Regions from separate parts of the Homo sapiens genome. Here all the other regions are linked to region 3. The links are chromatin contacts, found by Hi-C or POLR2A ChIA-PET in ENCODE. All regions are on one chromosome and are shown on one strand. Each heading gives the region's core, a stretch centred on a gene start or an enhancer-like site at or near the end of the contact. The rest is flanking DNA. Distances are from core to core; before and after follow the strand shown.

Region 1 (3,302 bases), core at 9-2,508, 270 kb after region 3:
AGAGGGAGCAGGGTCGCGCCAAGGAGCCTGTGGAACCGGAGCTTTCCTTTCTCCAAGCCATTTCCCCCACTCTTAGCTCTTAGCCCCACACTCAGCACCTACCCTCCTTCCCACCCAACCCCCAACCAGGACAATCCAGGTGTCTAAAGCCTCGAAAAGAGGTGGGCCTAGGGCCAGGGGCTCGACCTGTCTCCCCCTCACCGGATCCGGGGCTCCGAGGAGGGGCCGGTAGCAGAGTCTGGGCCGGGACCGGGTCCCAGAGCCACGTTAGCGAGAGGAGGGGCTGGAGGGGCCTGCAGGCGCAGACGAAGAGGGGATAGGAGCGGGGGTTGGGGAGCGGAGGCGGGTCTCCCAGGCCAGGGAAACAGGGCCAGAGGCTGAGAACCGACGAGGGCGGGCCTGAGGCCGGCGCTCAGTGGGGACCGTGGGCTCAGGAGGCAGTTGCCAGCTCGGATGTCCTCCTTGGGAGACCTCAGTCTAACAAAGCCCCGGGCCGAGCGGGCTGAAGGAAGGAGATAGGCGCTGGGACCGATGTTGCTCGAGGGCCCCATTCGCCGCCTCTTTGCACGAGCCAACCCTTCAGAGGGTGCTCAGATTCCGGCTTGCACAAGGACAGAGGAGCACCCGTGACACAAAGTCCGGAACGATGCGTCCCTCTTCCCATCCCTTCAGGGGCGTCAGGAGGGTCTAGTTCTCCGTGGGTCTCGGAGCCCTAGTTTCCTTGCTGGGAAAGCAAGGGGCCAGGTTTTCCACGCTCTCTACGGAGCGCGCCTCAAATAATCCCTTTTCGCGCTTCCCAGTCCAGCGGGATGCGACTCGACGAAAGCCCAATTGAACGAGGTGCCCAGACTCTGCTCTCACCAGTACAGTTACGGGGCTCGGCCACTGTCCCTCCTTCCTCCCTGCACCCCAATTTCGTTGACCCTCTCCGTCAGCCAGGCACACCGGGCGCCGACACCTCCCTGGTCCCCTAGCGCTTCAGAAGCTTGCCCCCCGCCGGCCGCGCCCTCCTGCTCCCTCCCCGCCTCCCCGCAGCCCCTTCCCTGCCCGGGGTACTTGCTCCAGGATTCGGGTCAGCGGGATCGAGATCGCCGCGGGCGGCCAGCGGCCACGCGCTGCGCTGAGTTCGCAATCCGTGGTTGTGCTCAGGCGAGATGCGATGAGCGTCCGAATTGGATGGTGCTTGAATTTGGGTTCCAGGGCGCTGTCGGGAGAGCCCTGGGTCCAAGTCCAGCCGCGGATCCGCGGAGGAAAACAATGCGACCGCCCGGGGCTCTGGGCTCGGCCCCAGTGGCCCCGCCCGCCTCCCAGCCGGGCCCACCTCCTGCCCGCCTTTGGGTCGCCGCGACTAATCCCGCCCTCGGAGGGCGGCTAGACACCGCCTTCTCGTCACCTCTCCGCCAATAGTGCTGCCCGGGGAGGGGCGCCAGGAGCACCGTCCACCCAGAGGGCCAGGCCGGGAGGCTGAACTGGAGACCAGAGACAGACGCGAGATGGAGAGACCCACGGACAGTCGCCGACACCGGGCAGAGGAAGAAATACATACAGAAGCAGAGACAGGCTGGCACAGGAGAGGCTCTGGGGAGAAATTTCCCAAGAGAGGAAGAGGAGCTGGGAGGAGAAACAGACAGGAAACCTGGGAGCCTCGCGGGGCTGGGCTGGGCTGTCAGAGCCTGCGCGATCCGTCCTCCCTTCCCCTCCTATACGGCTTGGGCGACCTTGCTCCCGAGGGCGCATCCCGCATCTCCCTGACTCTGCCCCCAACTCTCTGTTGCTCCTCTCTATGCGTTGTCCCTCTGTCTCCTTATTTCTCCCCGTAGGCCTCCTCTGGTTCGTCCTGACCCGGATAAGGAGGCCTAGCATGCGCGTGGGGGCTGGAGGCCTGGGAAAGGAAAGGAAGGTGTCAGCAGGAGGTTTCCCTTGTTTCCATGATCTCCTCCCCTCCCACCTCTACAAAGCAGCATGAGTTTGGGCCACTATGGCAAGAACTAGCTAGCAGTCAGGCTGTTGGGTAATGGAAGAGGGCAGGTGAGAGAGGCTGAAGCCAAAACAGATGTGGAAATCAAGACTAACTGACTCAGAGAAAGGCACAAAGAGTAGCAACGCTAAGACTTGATAAAGTAACCCACACAGCCTTCCTGCCCCACAGACATACGTCCCACCTTTCCTCAGAGGACCGTGACATCCCTCCAAACAGCAAAACTGCCCCTTCTCCCTCCCCACCCTTCATAAAGCCCCTGGGAATGTCAGTGAGGAGGAAGAATAAACTACTACAGACAGGATTGCTTGGTACCTTGGTATTGCCTGGTAGGATTCTTCTCTATGTGGGGCTGGGACAAAAGACATTCTCAAAATTCTCCAGGAAAGTGGGTGGCCTGGGAGACACTGGCATTCTCAGATAGTTTTATCTGACTGAACACTTCTACCCACATCTTGGACTCTGGACTAGAGGAAAGGAGGGGGAAGGGGTTTGCCACTTTAGGCCAGCCTTAACTGGACTGTGATCAGGGAGGGGAGTATCAACAACTAGGCTAAGCCCCACAGCGAGTACACAAGAGACCTAAACATACACACACATGTGCACACGCACATACAGAGAAAGAGAGAGACAGAGAGACAGATTTAAGGCCAGGTGAACCAGTAAGATGAACAGTAACTCAGTAAAGTCAGATCTAAAAAAAATAGAAGAAGATAAACAGGGACAATATCTACACAGAATTAACGGCCGAGGGATCTTGGGTCCAAGGCAATTCAACAAACTGTCAGACAGTTGGGGTTGTTTTAAAGGCTGGAAAGAAATTTTCAGAGAAAGACACCTCAAAATACAGAGGCACTGAGAGGTTAAAAGAAATCTCCTCAGCTCCTAGCACAGGGTTTAGGTACTCAGATACATGCTTATGGAATAGATTAGTGAGTGGGGATTAAGGTGTAATTCATTTAAAGTTTTAGGACCCAGCTCAAATCTCAGTTCAATCCAGTAAGTATTAAACACTTACTTGAGACACAATCTACTACACAATCCACTGTGGGTTGTGGTTCCAGACTTTAAGAAAATGATAATATATTTGAATTAAAATAAGATTTGCACATACTAAACTATTAAAAAGTCTAAACTATTAAAAAGACAGTACTAAATATTAAATATTTAATAGTACTAAACTATTAAAAAGACAACACCAAGTCTCAAAAGAAAAGCTACATTGAACATAAATTTCCAAATGTGCAAAGAAGACAATAAATATTCTCCGAAGACTGCACAGAAAGATGCTGGATACATTTTATCATGAAGGACAGGAAAACTT
Region 2 (3,417 bases), core at 823-3,322, 290 kb after region 3:
CCACAGCCCCTTTCCAACTGAAATTTAATCTTTTCTGATTTCCTATCTTTGTGTGTGTGTGTGTGTGTGTGTGTGTGTGTGTGTCTCACTCTGTTGCCCAGGCTGGAGTGCTGGAGTGCAGTGGTGCGATCTCAGCTCATCGCAACCTCCCCCTCCTGGGTTCAAGCGATTCTCCCGCCTCAGCCTCCTGAGTAGCTGGGATTACAGGTGAGCACCACCACGCCCGGCTAATTTTTGTATTTTTAGTAGAGACAGGGTTTCACCATGTTGGCCAGACTGGTCTCGTACTCGTAACCTTAGGTGATCCACTTGCCTCTGCCTCCCAAAGTGCTGGGATTACAGGGGTGAGCCACCATGCCTGACCCCTATTCGTTGTTAATACCTTTACAAACTCACCACATTCTGTCACTTGTAATCATTATTTGTGTCCCTGTTCATTTCTCATTAGGCCATAAATTACATGAGGACAGCAACCATATAGTTTAAGTTTCTATCTCCCAGAAAAGTTATCACAGTGCTTTAAATACAGCAAGCATAAAAATGTTGGCTAAATTCAACATTTGTTTGAGTGAGATGGAACAAGAAAACAGGGGCAGGGATAGGGGGAGTAACCCCATCAACTTCAATGCTGTACATTTTTACATCTATCCAATTTCCCCCATGCATGACCTGAAATACTTGGTGTAGAGTACCTGTTTTGCACAAAGGAGGCCACCTTACTGGAAAGAAGGCAGAGCATTGAGGAGGAACCAAGAGCAAGGAGAGGTGGGCACTTTAGGAACTGAGAACTAAAAATCAGCTCTCCATTAGTTGCTGTAAACGTTTAATCACTCTCAACATAAAATTTTCTGTGTGGTTAATAGAGTCAGACAGACCTGTTTGAATCCCAAATCTGACGCTCATTATTTGACCTTAGCCAAACTGGTTAACCAATCCAAGTCTCAGTTTCTTCATCTGCCAAAAGGGAACGATAAATGTATACTTGATACAGATGTGAGGGTGAAATGAGCTAACGTATGTGAAGCCCTCAGCACAGTGTCTGGCATAATAAAATAGGAGCTGTTCCTCTCCGTTGGAATAGTAGGGCAGGACTTGTGCAACACTGTGATGGGAAAACAAAGATAAAGGCAGAACAGAGTGCAACACATTAGGAACATTTCAGGGGAGGTTACCTAGAAGGGCCACTACATTCTTCTCAGGACTAAATCCCTCCTGACTGTTGTCTTCACCCCAATCCTGGAAAACTCACCGTCACCCCATATTTGAGTGCTAGTCCAGCCAGGGTGTCTCCGGGCTCCAACTGATGCTCCAGGCGTCTTTCCCTCACTGGGGAGCAGGCCGATTGCACCAGGCTTCCATATGAACGAGCCCGGCTCCCTTGAAGCAGTCCTGACCCCCCTGGCGGGGGCTGTCTAGACGGGGAAGCCATCTCTTCACCCTGCCAACAGCTAAGGTTGCAACTAGGGGAGGTACGACCGAGACTGCGACTGACAGGCCTGAAGTCTGGGAATGAATATTCAGGGGATTCCTTTCCCCCTCTCTCTTCCCCTGTGTCCCCGCCTCCCCAGCACTACGCCATCTGCCCCCTCCCGGTTTCTCCTCCCTCCAAGCTACTTATCCACAAATCTGTCCCTTGAGTATTCAGTCCCTCCCTAATTCTCCCCTAAGCACCCCTCCGACTTTGGACTCCCCCACAACTCCTCGCTACATTGACCTCTGACCTTTGAACTCTAGAAATAATCCTCAACACTCTTTCCTCAGTTTGCCCCCAAGTAGCCTGGCCTCAGGGCGCTCCAACATCCCAGCTCTCCCCGGTCCCGGGGTTTGTTTGCTAGAGTCAGGAACAAATCAGGCCCACCCCAGGTGAACTGTCGCCGCAGACGAAGAGCGTGAGGATTGCAAGAATTTGTAGTACACCTTCCACTCAGAGATCCTCAAAGGTCCGCTCCGCATAAGATAGGTCACACCCTCAAATTTCGGCTCCACATCTAGGTTGTTGTCCCTCCAAACGCCTCAGATCCGCCAAGATGCAAGGGCCTGGATCCAGTTGAGCGGCAAGGTCTTTGAGAAAAGACTTCATTTCCCAAAAGGCTCCGCGTCTGCGGAGTCGCAGGGCACCATAGGAAATGCAGTTCCCTCCGAGCACCAGAGAGTGGATTTCCGGATCGCGCAATGCATGCGTGGAAGTGCGTCCCCGGAAGTACGGAGGCCGACAGGAAGAGAAGGAAAAAAGAGAAGGCGCTGTCCCGCTCTTGCTACGGTGGCCTGGAGGAGTGGCGAAACCGGAACAGAGAATTTATCACTTCTGGGACTCACAGTCGTGATGTCTTTCAAGAGGGAAGGAGACGATTGGAGTCAACTCAATGTGCTCAAAGTAAGCGTGAGCGGAGAGGATCTGGAGCCGCTTCAGTCGCTCCCTGAAGGTTGGGAAGGAGCTTTGTTTCATTGCTCTGGCAACAACTCGGGGGTGCAGGAGAGAACCAGGCGACTTAGAGCTGTGTAGTGACTCCTTTTTCGGTCTATGATCGCTGTTCTCCCCAGGGTCCTTATTCCATTTCACTCCTCATTTCTATAATTTCACTTCCACCCCTCTCTCCTATCCCGCTGATCCCGTCCGGATTTCTTCCCCTACTCCCTGCAGAAAAGAAGAGTCGGGGACCTCCTAGCCAGTTACATTCCAGAGGATGAGGCGCTGATGCTTCGGGATGGACGGTAAGAGCAAGGAGTGGCTCAAGCCTGAGGGTTCTGCGGTTAGAGGCTCAATAGACTTTTTTTTTTTTTTCCTTTGAGACGGAGGTCTCGCGGTGCTGCCCAGGCTGCCCTCGAACTCTAGGGCTCAAGTGATCCTGCCTCCTCAGCGTCGCGATTAGCTGGGTTTACAAGCGCATGCCACCACGCCTGGCTTCAACAAACTTTTGTTATTAATTAGGACAGCAGGAGTACCTAGGATTCTTTGGCGGCCAGTGAGGACTGGAAGAAGTGGAGATTGGGTCACCAGGGAGTTGGGTTTTGCAAAGACTGCTAGGACAGGGTGGGACCTATGGCAGGGACGGGCCCAACCCTCTTCCCCTGGACCACTTATCCTCTTCTCTACCCCTGCTCAGCTTTGCTTGTGCCATCTGCCCCCATCGACCGGTACTGGACACCCTGGCCATGCTGACTGCCCACCGTGCAGGCAAGAAACATCTGTCCAGTAAGTTAGGGGGAAGACGGGATGGGGAATAAACCCTCGAAATCTCTGCACACCACTCTTGGTGCTATGCTTTTAATTCTGTTTCCCTTTCTCCTCAGGCTTGCAGCTTTTCTATGGCAAGAAGCAGCCGGGAAAGGAAAGAAAGCAGAATCCAAAACATCAGAATGAATTGAGAAGGGAAGAAACCAAAGCTGAGGTAATCAGAGAGTGGAGAGTGTGTTCTA
Region 3 (3,579 bases), core at 344-2,843:
GAACTAAAACTTGTTTACCCAGGCCACTTCTTAATAAGAGAAATGCTTTGCAATTTAACTAGGGTTATATAAGTATTTTGCAATGTGTGATCAGTTAAAAATCTTGTTTATTTATTCCATAGTTCACAGATAGGTTATATTACTACAAGGTCAGGTTTGACATAACGGCATTTTTCCTGTTTTATAGTTTTATTCTATCACTCAGCACTTCCTGCAATGTAATTTTTGCGATTAATTTTACCTCCCTTTCCTTCAAAAAAAATTTAAAAGATTAAAAAAAAATGACGTGACAAATTAACCATTTCTTAAAATAGCTATTCCCAGAAACACGGTAGAAAAGAAATTTCAGTGATTCAACTGTCCTATCAAAATCTGGATATTGCAAAATCATACTGCCTTTCAGTAACATGAAAAAAAATCTAATTTAAATTTCAACGTGGGGATGGGGGTAATCACTCCTACTGTTTTATTTTCAAGAAATTCTCCGCCCCACGCAACACACACACATATCTCAAGGCCCTTTTTAAGGCTATCAAATATATTGGTTTTTGGAAAAGGATAGACTTTATTTGGCAAGAATAACCAAGGTCTCCAAGATAAACTAGACCCCTAAAATGAAATGCCTTCTAAAGAGGAATAACTGTAACATAGAGGAAAGAGGGCTGGGACTAGTAATTTGAAGATCTGATCTCTCTAGAACTGCACTACACCCTACTCCATCTCTTAGACAAAACAGACCAAACCTTTTTGATATTTGATTATTTTTTGAAATTGAGAAATGGTGTGGAATCAAACTTTTCTGAAAGAGTTTGGAAATTGCCTCGACGTAGGCCTAACAAGATTTAAACCTGGGGCTGTGGAACTAAAGACCTGTCCGGAACCATAACCATTACACAAACCCCTGCCCTCAGCAGGCAAAGACCTACAGGCCCTCTTAACACAAGATCTAAGTTTCAAAGTATAGTCCGGGGACGGAGACGGGGACGGGGGTTGCGGGTGGGAGGTAACAGCCTAAAGAAACGTCGTATATATCAAAGAATGTCCATTTTTTATTTTTTAAATTAAAATCTAAACCTTTAAATGTTTGGAAGCAACGCCTCAACTAAAGAGCAGTGTGGTCCAGGGTTTATGAATCCAAACTACTCTTAAAGTAAACCGAGACACTCTGCCTACAGTTTTCGGCATCAAGCGGCTCCAGCGGGCAGAGGGTTAAAAGAGGACCACATCACAGACCAGACGCCGACCGAGGAGTGAGGGCGGGCCAGCCCCGCACTGGCTGCCGCTCCAACGGAGGTCAGGACAGGGAGCCCCCCTCAACTCCCACCTGCCCCCTCGCTCCCTTGGGTATACTCGAGTCTACCCAAGTCCCCGGGATCGGGCCCCTCCCCAGGTCACCGCTCCCCCACCGTCTCTCGCGGCCCCCGCCCCGCCCCGGCGCCTTCAGCTCCAGCTGCGTCCCCTCAGCCCTGGGTCTCCTTAGTTGTCAGCCCCTTCGGCCCCTCCCCTTTAGAGGCGCCCCAGTCCTCCGTCTCCTCACCGGGGTTGGCAGTAGTCGCCGCCATGGCCGCAGATGCCACCGCCGCCGCGCCACCCCCCCCCCCAGTGGGAGGAGCCGCCGCCACCGAACCGGGAGGGAGGGGAAAAGAAAGGCCACTCCCCAGAAGCGGCGCCTGACCGCCGCCTCCGCTACCGCGGAATCCAAGATGGCGGCTTCAGCAGCCCCCAGCATCCCAGCCCCTGCGGCGGGGAGACCCCGCCTATATAGTAGGCGGAGTCAACACACGGCCAGCCTCCTAAGAAAAATTGACCAATGAAAATGCCAAATCGTCCAAGGGCAGGGCTACTCACTGCGCCAGCCAGTCCAGTGAAGGGAGGGCGAGGAAGAAGTCCAGCTGTCTCCCTAATCTCGCCCTCCTTGCGTAAGAGGTCAATGACCGAGTAACGTCATTGAAATGCAATTAAAATGGGTATTTTAGGCTGGGCGCGGTGGCTCGCGTCTGTAATCCCAGCACTTTGGGAGGCCGAGGCGGCCGGATCACCTGTGGCCAGGGGTTCGAAACCAGCCTGGCCAACATGGCGAAACCCCGTCTCTACTAAAAATACAAAATTAGCCGGGCGTGGTGGCGCATGCCTGTAATCCCAGCTTCTTGGGAGGCTGAGGCAGGAGAATCGCTTGAACCTGGGAGGCAGAGGTTGCAGTGAGCCGAGATAGCGCCACTGCACGCCAGTCTGGGCAACAAGAGCGAAACTCCGTCTCAAAAAAAAAAAAAAGGATATTTTACTAAAAACCTTCGCTTGGTGGTGGATTCGTCTGAGTGGTTGCCGTGCAGACAATGTATCTTGTAAATCCTCTTTAGGTGCTAAAGAGCACCTAAACATCACATGGTGATTTGTAATCCTTTCCAGTTTTTTTCCTCTTTTAAGGACTTTTGTCCCTGGTGAAAAAGTTAAATGACTAACTTTTGAATGCCTGCTATGGAACCGGTAGTCTAAAAGGATCCAGGTGTTAACGGTTTGGTATGGGAGATATTGCCAGCCAAAATTGGAGGCAATAGATGAAGAAAGTAATTTGAGAATGGGTAACTTCTTTGGTCAGTGACAGGGACAGAGTGAGGAGTTTTGTTTGTCTGTTTTTGAGACAGAGTCTCTCTCTGTCGCCCAGGCTGGAGTGCAGTGGCGCAATCTCGGCTCACTGCAACCTCCACCTCCCCGGTTCAAGCAATTCCCCTGCCTCAGTCTCCTGAGTAGCTGGGATTACAGGCGCACGCCACACGCCTGGCTAATGTTTTTTGTATTTTTAGTAGAGATGGAGTTTCACGACGTTGGCCAGGCTGGTCTCGAACTCCTGACATCAGGCAATCTGCCCGCCTCGGTCTCACAAACTGTTGGGATTACAGGCGTGAGCCACCACACCTGGCCAGTGAGGAGTTTTTAATAGGGAATCAATAAGATGATGGCTGTGCAGATTTATTTTCTTTTTTCTTTATTTTTTTCTGAGACGGAGTCTTGCTCCATCACCCAGGCTGGAGTGCAGTGGTGCGATCTTGGCTCACTGCAACCTCTCCCTCCCGGGTTCAAGCAGTTATCCTGCCTCAGCCTCCTGAGTAGCTGGGATTACAGGCGCGCACCACCACGCCCGGCTAATTTTTGTTTCCTGGTAATAGGAAGCATTGAGCTATTCGAGGTAGGCACTGTCCAAAATGCTTTATATGTATTTACTCATTTAATCCTCACAACAACGATGAGGTAGGTTCTACTGCTATTTCCATTTTGCAATTAAGGAAACAGAAACAAAGAGGGTAAGCAAGGGACATCCAGCAGGTAAGTAATGTGGGAGGCAAACTAAAGGAGTCTGACACTGGAAACCTGTTCCACCCATCCCCCTATTTTAGCACTACAATTTTAGCACTACAAAGTACTTCCATTTTCATGTATCGCTCACAAAATGTTTAATACAAATTTAATTAAAATTTTAACAAAAATCCCATTATGCTATTGAACAGCTTTGCATTCTTAGAAGTTGTATATGTACTGCGCAGATTACATTGATCCACTTATTTAGTTTACTGCAAAGGTATT

Evidence for each region. Hi-C counts contacts between places; a loop is a spot of excess contacts on that map. ChIA-PET counts read pairs that join two places held with the same protein, here RNA polymerase II (POLR2A). Pooled maps may share reads with other maps.
Region 1: a map of Right ventricle myocardium inferior shows a loop between it and region 3 (3-fold over the local background). The contact joins the promoter of SEMA6C here to the promoter of ARNT in region 3. A Hi-C loop is called at or near these places in 1 of 168 maps with a recorded cell type or tissue (Right ventricle myocardium inferior), 1 of 37 single-sample maps with no recorded cell type and 13 of 50 pooled maps. POLR2A ChIA-PET finds 5 or more read pairs at or near these places in 5 of 52 experiments (B cell, CD8-positive, alpha-beta T cell, activated T-cell and 2 more).
Region 2: a map of CD8-positive, alpha-beta T cell shows a loop between it and region 3 (10-fold over the local background). The contact joins the promoter of LYSMD1 here to the promoter of ARNT in region 3. A Hi-C loop is called at or near these places in 1 of 168 maps with a recorded cell type or tissue (CD8-positive, alpha-beta T cell) and 11 of 50 pooled maps. POLR2A ChIA-PET finds 5 or more read pairs at or near these places in 4 of 52 experiments (A673, B cell, CD8-positive, alpha-beta T cell and 1 more).

What each region holds. Positions count from the first base shown.
Region 1 is chr1:151,145,373-151,148,674 of GRCh38, forward strand. SEMA6C (semaphorin 6C) reads right to left here and starts at 1,259. Exons shown (of 19, transcript NM_030913.6): 1 at 1,061-1,259. It also overlaps a transcript of LYSMD1 not described here. RefSeq lists silencers at 1,007-1,466, 1,677-1,736.
Region 2 is chr1:151,163,830-151,167,246 of GRCh38, forward strand. LYSMD1 (LysM domain containing 1) reads right to left here and starts at 2,073. Exons shown (of 3, transcript NM_212551.5): 1 at 1,250-2,073. The coding sequence starts at 1,429. It overlaps TNFAIP8L2-SCNM1 (TNFAIP8L2-SCNM1 readthrough), which reads left to right. Exons shown (of 7, transcript NR_144937.2): 2 at 2,642-2,712; 3 at 3,105-3,193; 4 at 3,292-3,389. SCNM1 (sodium channel modifier 1) reads left to right here and starts at 2,315. Exons shown (of 7, transcript NM_024041.4): 1 at 2,315-2,374; 2 at 2,642-2,712; 3 at 3,105-3,193; 4 at 3,292-3,389. The coding sequence starts at 2,324. RefSeq lists enhancers at 1,555-2,260, 2,014-2,293, 2,261-2,967, 2,314-2,363.
Region 3 is chr1:150,875,006-150,878,584 of GRCh38, forward strand. It overlaps ARNT (aryl hydrocarbon receptor nuclear translocator), which reads right to left and starts at 1,594. Exons shown (of 22, transcript NM_001668.4): 1 at 1,538-1,594. The coding sequence starts at 1,562. It also overlaps a transcript of LOC107985204 not described here. RefSeq lists an enhancer at 1-159 and silencers at 1,220-1,649, 1,653-1,926.